Linked DNA regions of Homo sapiens: regions 2 and 3 are each linked to region 1. The links are chromatin contacts, found by Hi-C or POLR2A ChIA-PET in ENCODE. All regions are on one chromosome and are shown on one strand. The core of a region is the stretch at or near the end of the contact, and the rest is flanking DNA. Distances in the headings are between cores, read along the strand shown. Region 1 holds the start of MAPK8 (mitogen-activated protein kinase 8). Region 2 holds the start of ZNF488 (zinc finger protein 488). Region 3 holds the start of TMEM273 (transmembrane protein 273).

Region 1 (4,280 bases), core at 617-3,116:
TCTGCCCGTTGGACCTCCTAAATAATTCACAGATCTTTCCATGTCCATCAACTATTTCCATGACCATCACCCTAGATCAAGCTTCCACCTCTTACCGTCTAGGCTACTCCTACATCCACCTGGGCTCTTTCCAATAAGGAATCTTTTCAAGAAGCTATTCTGACCATGCCACACCCTTTGCTGAATATGTCAGGGGCTTCCCATTGCACTTAGGATAAAAAGATTTTCAACATGGCCAATATGGATGTCCTACGTTTGGTCCCTTTACCAATCTTCCTGACTTCATCTCATAGCTCCTTCTTCCTTGCTCCTCCAGCAGAGCTGGCCTTTCCTGAATTTCTCCATCTTATCCTGCTTAATCTCATCAGAGGACCTTTGCGTGCAAAGCTACCTCTAAAATATTCTCTGTCTAGTCAAACCTATTCCCAGCTCAAGTGACAGTTCCTCAGGGAAATCTTTTCTGGCCTTATTAACTAGTGTATTAATTGGTTTCATAGTATTATGTATCCTTAACAATTTGTATTATAAAACAGTGATAATTTTGCGTTTACTATTATTACTTTCATAGTACAGTGATTAAATCTGTAAACTCTACTGTATTGCCTGGCACTGAATGGGCATGCAATAAATAATTATTGCAGGAACAAAGGATGGCAGGAAGGAAATTAAGAAGGTTGAGAGGGAGGGAGAGAGGAAATGGGAAGAGAATGAATGAATAATCATCTGTATGTTCCCTTTCAGAATCACCAGAAACAGGCCAGCCCCACATGTAATAGGAAAGTAGTTTACCTGAAATCATTCATTTATTCAACAAATATTTATATATTCATTATTAAAGTAACTTACTTGTTTCTGATTGTGAACATAACTATTCCTCTCGGAAAACATGAGAAAATACCCAAAGTATAAACGAGAACCAAGTCACCCTTTATTCCATAGTCCAATGATGAACCATTGTTAACATAATTTGGTGTATTTCTTTCCAGGTTTTTTCTATGTGTATATATAGTATCTAAGTGGGACCATTCTATATATGACTTGTTTCTTGCTTCTTTCTCTTAATGATACATTGTGAACATGTTCCTATGTTGTTAAGAATTCCTTGAACACATGGCATTTAAATTGCTAAAATGTATTCTACCGAATGGTGTAGGTAGTTCAAACGCCTTTCCACCCGTTGTTGGATATTTAAAGGACTTGTCAATTTATCGCTTCTGTAACATTTACACGCTTTGTGGGGCCTCAGAAGTAAACCAGGTAATGCAAGGAATCTGGGAAGAGGTGGATTTGCAAGGAATCTCGGAGGAGGTGGATTTTGGAAAAACTGGAGGCAGCTTTTCCCGGGCAGCTGAAGAGAACACTTATCTCTCTGTAGGTTTCTGGGACCCGGACAGGTGTCCTCAGAATGGAACATATTGTCGGTCAAGGTAACCAGCTCTTCATCACTCAGGTGTGTGTACCGGAAGGGGGTGCCTGTTCGCTGCGCAGGTTAGGCCTAAGCGCACCTGCCCTTCAACCCTGTGCCGACGAGGCCCGAAGGCTTAAGCTCTGACCTGGCTACCGCCGCCAACCAGATGCGGTCCCCTGGGGCCACGCGCCGCCACGTGCCGCCACAGGGCCCGCCCCTCCCGCTCCAGGCCACGCCCCTCACCCACAGCCCTCGGAGGCTCTCTCCGCGGCTCCGCCTCCAAGCGACCTCCGCAAGTCCTCTCGTAACCCCTGGAGTAGCGCCGTCCCCGGGCGGCGGCCCCGCCCCCGCAATCCGGGCCCCGGGGCTGCCCCGCCCCGCCGGCCGCTCGGGAGGCGCGGGGGCGGGGCCCTGCGCGATGACGTGCGCGGGCGTGCGCGGTGACGGCCCGCGTCTCTGTTACTCAGCCGAGCGGCCGAGGCCGGACGACGCGGCTTGGATTGCGGAGCCGCGAGCAGCGCTGGGTAACGGCCGCGGCGACCACCCCGGACGGCCCCTGTCCCCGCTGGCGGGCTTCCCTGTCGCCGTTCGCTGCGCTGCCGGGTGAGTGCGGCGGACGCCGCAGGGCCGGGACGGCAGGCGGCCCCGTCGTGTTTATGTTATTGTGCCGCTGCCGCCGCCGCCGCCTTCTCCTCAGCCGTAACCCCCTCCTGGGAGTGGGGGCGGGAGCGCGCGGTGGGCGGGGGCGGCGCGGGAACAATAGCGGCGCGGAGGCGGGGGCCAGCCGAGGGGGCGTGGGGCTGCGGGACCTGGGTGCGCTCCGCTGCCCGCCAGCCCGCCTGCCGCCGCGAGCCCCGCCCGCCTGTCCTCTCGCGTCCTCTTCGCGTGGGTCCTGCCTCCGCGGCGGGAGAAGAAAATGGAGCGGGGGGGTGGGTGGCAAGTTCTGAAACACTTCGGCAAGGGTCGGACGGAGGTGTCTTTGCGGCCCGCCGCGCCCTGGCTGCCTCCGGGGCGGCGGGGAGCCGGGGAGAGCGCTTCTGCCGGCAGGTCCCCAAGCCTGCCCCGCGCCCATAGGGACCGTATTTTGCTTCTCGATGCTTTCTTTGTGCTAACGTTCTGGGCGAACGCAGGCAGCAGCGCTGAAAAGGGCCAGAGTGGCCTGCAGCTCTGGGCTGCAGGGCAGAGAGCCCAGGCCCGTGGCTCGGGTGGGAGGTGTCCATCCAGCTTGGCCCGAGCTTCGGTGGTCAGCGCGCATTTCTCTTGAGGGTCATCGGTGGTGACCTTTTGACTTTTTCACCCCACCCTCCCATCTCTTTGTCTCGCATTTGTGTTCCCGATTCAGAGATGGTAGAACCAAGTCCATTTTAAAGTACCCTGATGAACACTTTCCGTTTTTATTTCTGAAAGTTCCCTGCTTGGTCTTTACTGCGAATTTAATAACATGTTGACTACATGGCATTGTCCAGTGATTACTATTTTTACCTCTGAAATCCAGCGATCTTTCCAGTAGAATTCTGGTCCGTCAGTCCATTGTGTTTTGAGATAAGCATCCAGCAAGTACCTCCTTGGCAATTAGAACATCTGTTTTTTCATTCATTCATTCATTCAGCAGCTGTTTAGTACCGTACTCAGATGAAGAGGTTTGGTGTGAAGGTAAAGTATCCTTTCATGGAAGAGGATGCTTTGACTGAAGTATAATAGATGGACCTTTAAATGAGACAGTTACATAAGTGATGTCTGTTAAGGAAGGTATGGTTATATTCTGGGTCATTTTTTAAGCAGTATATCTGGAAGTTCAAGTGTAATAGGAAGTAGAATTAGATTTGGTCTAAATATACAACAGCTTTTATTTATTTCTAAATTTTATTTTTTCCAGTCTTGCAGCCTTACAGTCATTTGTAATGGTTACCTCAGATTCCCCTGCTGTGGTTAACGTTAAACCTAGGAGGTCAGATGCTCTAAGTGAACATGTTTAGTGCTGTGCCTGACAAAAGCAAGCAATCAAAATGGGACTTCCTTGAGGGCAGGCCTGTCTTGCATCTGTTTCTCCACCACCTAGCCTGGAATATAGTAAGTGTTCAATAAAAGTCGGATTGATGAAAAGCTCTTTGTAATTGATAATATTTAAAATCAAGCCTTAAAAAAAACCGTAATGTTCTCCATAAAGTTTTGGAAGCTTCATGCAACTGTCGCATCAGATGGCTAAATGGTCAGTTCATGTACATTATCTGTTATGATGACATGGGCTTTTGAATCACGTGTAGGTCATTCACTGTCCTAAAATAAAATCTTGTCTAAATATTTTTTTAATATGATAAATAAAGTAGGTTGTGGAGTGTGTGTTTCTGTGTATGTGCTAGTTTATGTGTGTCCGTGTGTGTGCATGTACGTAATCCACACACAGGCACTCATAAACTGGTATTTCAGTAGGGGTCTAAAATGATTGCATTTATAATTTTGTGAATATTATTTGAAAGTTTTTTGGTGACTCTTATTGTGGAAAATTGAGGACAAAACCACATAAATGTTTTATTAGAAATATTTCTAATATTTTAGAAATGTTTACTTGAAATGTTTGGTTTTAAGTTCTAACTTGTATTAACACAATTGGTACAAAATATGAGCCTAAAACTCAAAATAATTGATTTATCGAAGTTAAAGCTCTTTTCCACTTACTAAATACAGTTTAGCGTTTGTTTTGTATTTGAAAGAATATGAAATGAGTTAACTAATGAGTTTCTTATTATTTGCTGTAAAGTGGAAATGAAGAAATAAGAAAATAATACTTTTTTAAGATGATGGTTGAAAATCTTTGAGATACCAAAGTTTTATTGCTTTACCTAGTTAGGGTATGTCAGATTCTAGTAGGGGT
Region 2 (4,280 bases), core at 765-3,264, 920 kb before region 1:
TTCAGGCAAAAAGTCCATGATTTTACCTCAGCTATTCCTTCCGACCTTCCCAGGTTCCAACAATAGCATCATCTAAGGATAAAAAGACAATGATGTTCTTATAGAGGCACAGACCACTAATGAGGAAAAATAAGTTTAAAAATATTTAAGTTTGTCTTTTTTTTTAAATAATTGGTGTGATTATATGTTTCAAACAAAAGTTGCCACCTCTTGGATGTCTGAAAAGAAATCTGCCAAGCAAAGCAGACACGATGATTCTAAATCATTTGCAAAGTCTTTTATCCCTCCCCCCAGAATCCGCATATGTTGGGGATCAGGGATTAGATATAAAGGCAATTTAACTTTTTAAACCAGAAAAAAGCCTCACAAATCACAGTTCCATGCACATACCTATGAATTTGTCCAAAATATCTAGCATATGCAAATTCTTTCACTGAACACACTGCAATGCACCTTCATCATACTTAATTTCTGTTTAATTCTGTGTGATTTATCTACGGCCAAATTTCCATTTCTGTATCAATCAAAAGTAAATTAGTTGAATTTTCATTAAAGGTCATAATAAACTACAATATCATGTTAACTTATTTCCAAGAAGTGAAAGCTTCAACCTTTATTGGTAATTAAGATCTTTACAAACAAACAAGGGCTCTTTTATAACTTAGTGCATATATATTATGTATTTGTGTGTGTTTGAACATATAAATATGTATGTGTCATAAAATATCATTAAAAACTAAATCACATATCTCTGATAAGATTACATTGTAACCAAGAAACAAAAAATTGCCTCGATATAGTTCTATTTTATCCCTCAAAAAGAATGAGACTTGATTTTCTAGAGTTCGTCCCTTATGCATCTACGACAATCTTTGATACTAACAGGAAATATTTTCCCCTTGGCCCTCCTATCTAATGTACATAAAATCATTACTTTCAAATGCCATAATTACTGCCATAAAATGTCTAATGTCTCCCTCAGGAGTAATTAATTTCATTTCTGTACATCAGTGGCATTGGCAACTACATATTTTAGAAATTTACTGTTAATTTCTTATTTCCAGGCTCCCTCAAATGTTTCAAAGCCCTGGCCTCCCACTGTCTTCCTACAACCCTGCTCTGAATCCTGTCCCCTCCCTCCCCTGCACCTGGCATTGCATAGCCTGCCCAGAAGGCAGGTGTGGGTGGGAACGCCCCCTAAATGCTTCTGCAAGGCTTAGCTTCCTGCTGTGCTGTCTGTGTCTATTAGTAAAGGCAAAATGTCAAGGAAAGGATTCAATCAACCCCTTGTCTCTAAAACCAGGTATGTTCTTTTAGCTCATTCTAAAAACTCATTATAATGTGATCATTTGGTATTGTTTTGTTTCCCAGGAAAGGCAGTGAACAGGATACATGTCCAGATCTTTGGATATAATCTGTTGGAGAAAGGATCTGGGGCTGATGCATGGTTCTTACCCTACTGCCCAGCGCAAGCCCGGGCTGAGAATAACAGCAACACAGGATAAACCCCGGGAGAGACAGTGGGAGGGAGGAAAACAACTGCAGCCTGAAAGTCACCCTAGGAGAAAAATTCATAGGCAGAATTCTTGAGTGCTGAAAAAACAGGGGGGAGAGGGAGAAGGTAGGGGAGAAGAATAAACAAAGAGAGGAAAAGAGAGAGGGAGAGAGACTGACACAGAAGAAAATGAAAACAGGAAGACAATAAAGAAGAGATAGAGGAGAAAAAGTGAGAGAAGAGAAAGGGAACAGAAACGGGGATGGGACTCGGAGACGACGTGGGAGAGAGAGGAAGCTGGCGACATTGGGAAGGAAAGGACCCCACAGTCAAAGGCAGGACTCAACAACCCTGTCCTGGGGAAAGGCTGATGTGGAAGTGAGATGGACCCCGCCGCCCGCGCCCGCTCGCGGCTCTGTCCCTGCAGACAGGAGGGTGCGCCTCACCTGGGCTCTCTGGAGATGTGGAGCAAGAGGTGCTGGTGCAGCACAGCCTCCTCCCGGCCAAGAGCACTGCGCGTGGCTCTGAACTTGGCGCCGGAGCCCTGAGGGCGGCCAGATCCCGCCCCCAAGCCGCTCCCGCCTTCGGGGCGTGGTCTCGGCGTCGCCCACCCCCAGGGAAGCTCCAGCCTTCGGGGCGGGGCTTGCGGGTGGGCGGCCCCGGCAGGGGAGGGTGCCGCTGGCCAAAGAACTCACAACCCCGGGAGAAAACCCCCTTCTGACCCTCTGGGCTGCCCGGCCCTTCCCCGGCTCAGCTCCGCGGAGATGCCCCCAGCTGGCTTGGTCAGGGCCGGGCGCCATCGCCTGCGGGAGGGCGAGGGCGTTCTTTGGAGGCGGTGCCTGCTCTCGCCTACGCCCTCTGGTCCTGGGCGCCCGACCTCTCGCTCCTGGGCCCGCGGGGCCTCGGCGATGCGGGCGAGGGCTGCGCGCGGTGCCTGCGGCTCCAGTCTGCGCCGAGGACCCCCACGGCCTCCTGGCCCTCCTTCCCCCAGCAGCCTGGCGGCCGCTCGATCGGCACCTCCCCCCGCCGGAATCGCCCAGCTCCCCCCGGGAGCGCCCGCCGCCTCTGCTCCCCAGACCTCAGCTGTGACCACGCAACGCTCTGCCAGGAAGGCGGACTCCGCGACTCGGGCCATGGTGGAAAATGACAGTTAAAGTGCGTTAAAATTAAGAACTTATACTTTGATTAAAAAACAACAAACGGAGTGAAAAAGCAAGCCACACACTGAAAGAAGATACTTGCAGCAATTGATAAAGGATTAGTATCCAGGATATATACTTTTAATGAATTAGTGTGAAAGAGAGGAACACCCAAAGCAACGAATGGACACAGACATGAATAGGCACTTCAAAGAGGAACCACTAACGACCAAAATCATGTGAAAGGACGAAGTCTCTAGAGTAATTAGAAAATGCAAATTAAGACCACAAGGAGATGTTTAATCATTAGGCATAAATGTTAAAATATAATAATACCAACTGTCATGGAAGGCATGAAGCAAGGGAACCCTAATATGCTGGGGCGAAGTACACCCAATTTCATTTATTATAAAAGACCACTAATTTAAGATATTCTATTATACTAAATACAGCTCCAAAAGAGGGGGAAAAAACTGACAACCAACCAACTCAAATGCTTTTCATCACTTGTAATTTTTAAGTTATATAAAGAAAGATCTATTTTAGACTGTATTAATCCATTCTCACACTGCTATAAAGAATTGCCTGAGACTGGGTAATTTATAAAGGAAAGAGGTTTAATTGACTCACAGTTCAGCATGGATGCAGAGGCCTCGGGAAACTTACAATCATGGTGGAAGTGGAAGCAAAACAGGTCCTTCTTCACAGGGTGGCTGGAAGGAGAAGAATGAGAGAAGTGCAGAGTGAAGGGGGTAAAAGCCCCTCACAAACCCATTAGATTGCCTGAGAACTCACTCACTATCATGAGAACAGCACAGGGCAACCACCGCCATGATTCAATCACCTCCCAGTAAGTCCCTCCCCCTACATATGGGCATTACAATAAGGACTATAATTCAAGATGAGATTTGGGTGGGGAAACAGAGGCAGGCCATATTATTCCACCCCTGGTCCTTCTCAAATCTCATGTCCTCATATTTCAAAACACAATCATGCCTTTCGAACAGTCTGCCAACGTCTTAACTAATTCCATCATTAACCCAAAAGTCCAAGTTCAAAGTCTCATCTGAGACAAGGCAAGTCCTTTCCACCCATGAACCTGTAAAATCAAAAGAAAGTTATTTCCTAGATATAATGCAAGTACAGGCATTGTGTAAATACACCCATTCCAAATGGGAGAAATTGACCAAAACAAAGGGACTACAGGCCCCATGCAAGTTTGAAACCCAATAGGGCAGTCATTAAACCTTAAAGTTCCAAAATGACCTCCTTTGACTCCATGTCTCACACCCAGGTCATGCTGGTGCAAGATGTGGACTCCCACGGCCTTGGGCAGCTCTGGCCCTGTGACTTTACAGGGTACAGACCCCCTCCCAGCTGCTTTCTTGGGCTGCCTTTGAGTGCCTGTGGCTTTTCCAGGCACAAGGTGCAAGTTGTCGGTGGATCTACCATTCTTGGATTTGAAGGGCAGTTGTCCTCTTCTCACAGCTCCACTAGGCAGTGCCCAAGTGGGGACTCTGTGTGGGAGCTCCAGCCCCACATTTCCCTTCTGCACTGCCCTAACAGAGGTTCTCCATCAGGGGCCTGCCCTTGCAGCAACTTCTGCCTGGTCATCTAGGTGTTTCCACACATCCTCGGAAATCTAG
Region 3 (4,280 bases), core at 961-3,460, 880 kb after region 1:
GTAACTATCACTTCATCACTTCTGTTTCATCCGTGTCAGCTCATAGAAAGGCATGTCTTTCAACTAAATATATTGGATATTGTTGGAAATACTAAAGCATAATTAACTTAGTCAAATTCCTACTGATAGTCTCTTGTTTCTGGTTCCCACCGTGGTTTCGGCAGTGTTGAATAATACCCTGTGAAATATTTTGGGAGGGTTTTACCATATTATTTCATCAGGTTATATTCCTGGAGGTGGAATTTCTGGGTGAAGGGTTATGAACATCTTACATTTCGCTTACATTGACACCCAGATTTTGCCAAATTGCCCTCTGGAGAGAGTGAATAAATGAGTCCCCTCATATCCAATAGTGAGTGCTCACCACTTATCACATCCCATGCTAAGTGCTTTAAATGTGGTAACAGATTTCATTTTCCCAATAGTCCTGTGAGGTGTCCCCAACTTACAGATGAGAAAACTGGGCACAGAGAGGATTAATTCTTTGTCCAAGTTTTCCAGGCTGGTAAACAACAGAACAGGGATGAACATTTAAGGAGTCTCGTACTGGATACCCACTCCTAACCACTGTGTACCTCTATCAATAGTATATGAAAGCAGAAACGAGCTGTGATGCCTTGGCCCAGTGATTAAAACCTTATCTATAACATGCAGGTAATTGTGGCACCTATTGCACAGAGTTGCTGTGGGAACCAAATGAGCTCATGTAACATCTTCAGCAGAGCACCCAGCACATCGACACACTAAAAAATGCGAGGAGGTGTTAGATCTTTTATTATTTGTGAGACTGGACATTTTAAAGTTTTATTGTCTGTGATTCTTCAATGAATTGCCTGTTTATATAATTTGCACATTTTTCATTGGATTTCTTAAATTTAACTTCCTTTTTTTGTACCAGGACAGACTAGTTTGTTTATCTAGGTAAGTCAAAAGCAGAAATAAGGGTTACAACTTCTCTTACCTTCCACCACGTCTCTGGGCAGGCACACTGCATCTAACCACCGTGCACACCCTTAATCGCTGCTTGCTGGTGCCTGACATCCCTTCACAGTCACTGCCAACGGCCCGTTTCCATGTGTAAACTGATGGATGATGTGGCTGGCTGTCTGTCTGACATGCTGACTCCCAAGGCCAAAGTCTTTGCTCTCCCCTGCTTAGTGCAGACTTTAGATGGAAACCTGCCCACAGCACTAACTTTGCCCGCATTCAGGATACAACCTATTGGTCTGGAGACACAAGATTTAATCTGGAGACAGACTGCTTCCCATTGAGTCTCGGCCCAGTGCAAGTTCTGGGAAGGAACGTCTTTGTATATATGAGGGACGTATGCTGCCTTTTTAGGAAACAACAGTTGATATCAGAGGGGACTTCGTAAAGGCATGTGTCTCTCTCCATCTCTGTCTCCATCTATGCATATTTCTAACCATCTCTCTATGTCTCTGTCTGTCTCTCTCTCTCTCTCTTTGAGTTTCTTCCTCTCTGTCTACTTCTCTGACTTTATATTTCTCTCCTCCATTTGGCCCTACTTTGTTTTAGTCTTTGCCTCTCTCCTTTCTTCCTTCTTTCAAGGAATGCATTAAAGATAATTTTTAAAAACAAAGATACCTCTGAGTAGCAAAGAGTCTGCTTCACTGCATGAGAATTCTGATTCAACATTAAATGTATACCAGTATCTACATGCCTACATGTTCTCATTCTATGTCAGTATTTTGATTTGACTTAATTAAATTTAACTTAACTCTCTTGAAATCCCAAAAAGTAAACATGATTATCTCCCATCTCATTGGTTCAGAAAGTTAGGGAGTTTCAGAAGCTTATTCTAGTTTATCAGCAATGGAGCCACAGTTTACACCCAGATGTTTCTAGATCCCAAGCCCGAAGCTCCTTCTGCCATGACCCTTCCTATTCTCCTTTAGCCCAGAAGCATTTGTAAGTTGCAGCTGGAATGAGACAAACAAGATCATTGCTCACTACCAGATCAAAGTGAGAAACATCATCTGTGTAAAGGGACAGAGTTATGTTTTAGGGATCAAGCCCCAGTGGGCTAAGGCTCCCCCAGTTTCCTGCCCACTGAGGCTCCCCCGGGCCAGAGACCCCCGCAGTCCCCACTTACCCAGGAGGAAGAGGATCCTCAGCATGCTGACCCCCAAGTTCATGCTGGCGCTCTGCTCTTGGCTCCTGGCTCCTGGCTGCTGGCAGCGCAGGCACAATGAGCCATGTGACCCAAGGCTCTGGGGACAGGACAAGACCCACGTGACTGATGGGGAAGGAAACCACTGTCACAGCCAGGAGGCTGTTCAGTTCCTCTCAGCCTCTCTGAAGACAGGGCTGAAGGAAGCCCCTGTCATTCTGGACTCCACCAGAAGCTGGCTGTGATTAGACCCATTGTACATGCTGGGGTATTATACCCAGTGTTCTCTCCTATAATCTTCCCCACAGAGTGTGGGAACAAAGCTCGGTAAGGTGCGGTTTCTTGCCTAATGACCCATGCTAGTAAGTCTCAGAGAGGAATGTGGGCAAAGCCGGTCTGCCCTGCAGTCCAGCCCTTGCAGTAGCCTCTGCCTTGGAGCAGAAATAGGAAATGCCCCTCCAGCCAATAGTCCAGCTCGGTCACTGTTTTTGTGCCATGGGAGCCTCTGAGTCTAGGAATGCCTATCACTCTCTTCTCAGAATAAGATTTTTAAATCCCCAAACTAAAATAGATAAGGATCATAGTAGAAATCAGTAGTATTAACACACAGTTATCAAAATATTTTGTTAAACTTGTGAAGTAGAAATATACATGCTTATTTATCCACACAGTAAATAGCAAGATCTGGCAGCAGATGAAACAGCTACCACCATCTCGACATGGTGATAAATGGAATCGATATTGAGAGATACCTGTAACAGCTGGAATGTGGATGGAAAGACCTGTGATTCCTACCAGAAATAAAGTTACTGGGTGGTAATGTTTCTGTGGTTCGTTTGCCACACTACTATTAGAAGAAGATGCTAAGTGTTCCTTAGAGGTTAGAGAACAGAGATGTAATTTTTTTCCCATCCAAGTTTACAGGCCCCATGTCCAGGTCCTTAGCCTGGAGGAACTTTGGTAGTCACACAGGCTCAGCCAGCAGGCTGAAGGCCTTATGCTCCTGTACTCCTTTATACCTGCACGTTGTCACAATGCTTAGATGTTCAGCCAAAAACCCAAATGTGCAGGAAATGTCACTTTTTAAAATATAAATCAACTTAATGACAAGTCTTGAGTCCCCCACCCAACTGAGCTGGCAGAAATCGAGCTCTTTTCATTCTTGGGCTCCCTCAGTCAAATCCCTAACGGTAGCAGCCAACACCGTGAGCACTTGCTACTGAGCCCAATGCCATCTTAGCATGCAACCTGTCCAAGTCCACGCAGCAGTAAATGTGAGAGCTGGACTCGAAACCCAGGCCTTTGGCTGGCAGCCTATGCCCCTCAGGCTGCATGTGCCCTCTGTGTACAGGTACCATCCCCTGCCAAGGTCCAGCCAGAGGCAGTCCGATTGCCCTGGTGCCACAGATGCCCCCTGGGTTCTTCTGCATGGCTGCTGTGGCTCCTTCTGAGTTTCACATAAATAATGGACATGAGAGGAGAAGGCTGGTCATGAGAGAAGCAATTGGCTTCATCTGGGTGCCTTCAAGTTCCATCTGTCCACACTTTATTCATTTGATGAAATTAAGATCAGTTTCTACCTGCACCAAGAAACATACTCTCTTATTTCTCCTGGAATATGTGGAGTTTTCTTAATTTTGCCCCAGTTCATGGGAACATGTGTAAGAAAAATATTTCACTTTCCTCTAAGTGTATTGAAAGAAAATGCCAGTGCAGACCTGACAATCTGTAGACAGTGGCTGGGGACGGTGGAGCTACATTCAGGCCAGGCCCAGGGCTTCCAGCCACACCAGGCAGTTCTGTTTTTATATGAAATCAATAAGTTTCAAATGTCGGCAACTGATTTCAAAATACTTTCGCATGGGATGAGTCAACCTAAACACCAGCATGAACTTCTGCTCCCAAACACCTCTCCAAACATCCTTGGGAGCTCGACCTGTCCTACATACTCCCAGGAGGGGAAGCATCTGCAGCTACTTCTGCTTTCACTCTGCCGTAGCCTCCGAGTCTGGAAAATGCAGTCTGCTCCCTGCTTAGACAGGCAGAGGCTCAAAACGCCCCGTAAACTAGAATCTCACGAGATGCCCTGGCACCCAGCCACGGCACCTTGGCAAGATGGTGTGTGTCTTGTTGGCGTGGCACAATGCAC

What was found. A loop is a pair of places that touch in the nucleus more often than their neighbours do. ChIA-PET counts read pairs that join two places held with the same protein, here RNA polymerase II (POLR2A). Pooled maps may share reads with other maps.
Region 2: a map of CD8-positive, alpha-beta T cell shows a loop between it and region 1 (8-fold over the local background). The contact joins the promoter of ZNF488 here to the promoter of MAPK8 in region 1. A Hi-C loop is called at or near these places in 3 of 168 maps with a recorded cell type or tissue (CD4-positive, alpha-beta T cell, CD8-positive, alpha-beta T cell and naive thymus-derived CD4-positive, alpha-beta T cell) and 9 of 50 pooled maps.
Region 3: a loop to region 1 is called in a map of B cell, with 6 times the contacts of the local background. The contact joins the promoter of TMEM273 here to the promoter of MAPK8 in region 1. A Hi-C loop is called at or near these places in 2 of 168 maps with a recorded cell type or tissue (B cell and naive thymus-derived CD4-positive, alpha-beta T cell), 3 of 37 single-sample maps with no recorded cell type and 12 of 50 pooled maps. POLR2A ChIA-PET finds 5 or more read pairs at or near these places in 1 of 52 experiments (endothelial cell of umbilical vein).

The regions. Positions count from the first base shown.
Region 1 is chr10:48,304,811-48,309,090 of GRCh38, forward strand. It overlaps MAPK8 (mitogen-activated protein kinase 8), which reads left to right and starts at 1,867. Exons shown (of 12, transcript NM_001323329.2): 1 at 1,867-2,011. RefSeq lists a silencer at 1,498-2,447.
Region 2 is chr10:47,382,279-47,386,558 of GRCh38, forward strand. ZNF488 (zinc finger protein 488) reads right to left here and starts at 2,015. Exons shown (of 2, transcript NM_153034.4): 1 at 1,942-2,015. RefSeq lists an enhancer at 1,922-2,421 and a silencer at 1,984-2,463.
Region 3 is chr10:49,186,181-49,190,460 of GRCh38, forward strand. It overlaps TMEM273 (transmembrane protein 273), which reads right to left and starts at 2,211. Exons shown (of 7, transcript NM_001288740.3): 1 at 2,114-2,211. The coding sequence starts at 2,156. RefSeq lists an enhancer at 4,040-4,199.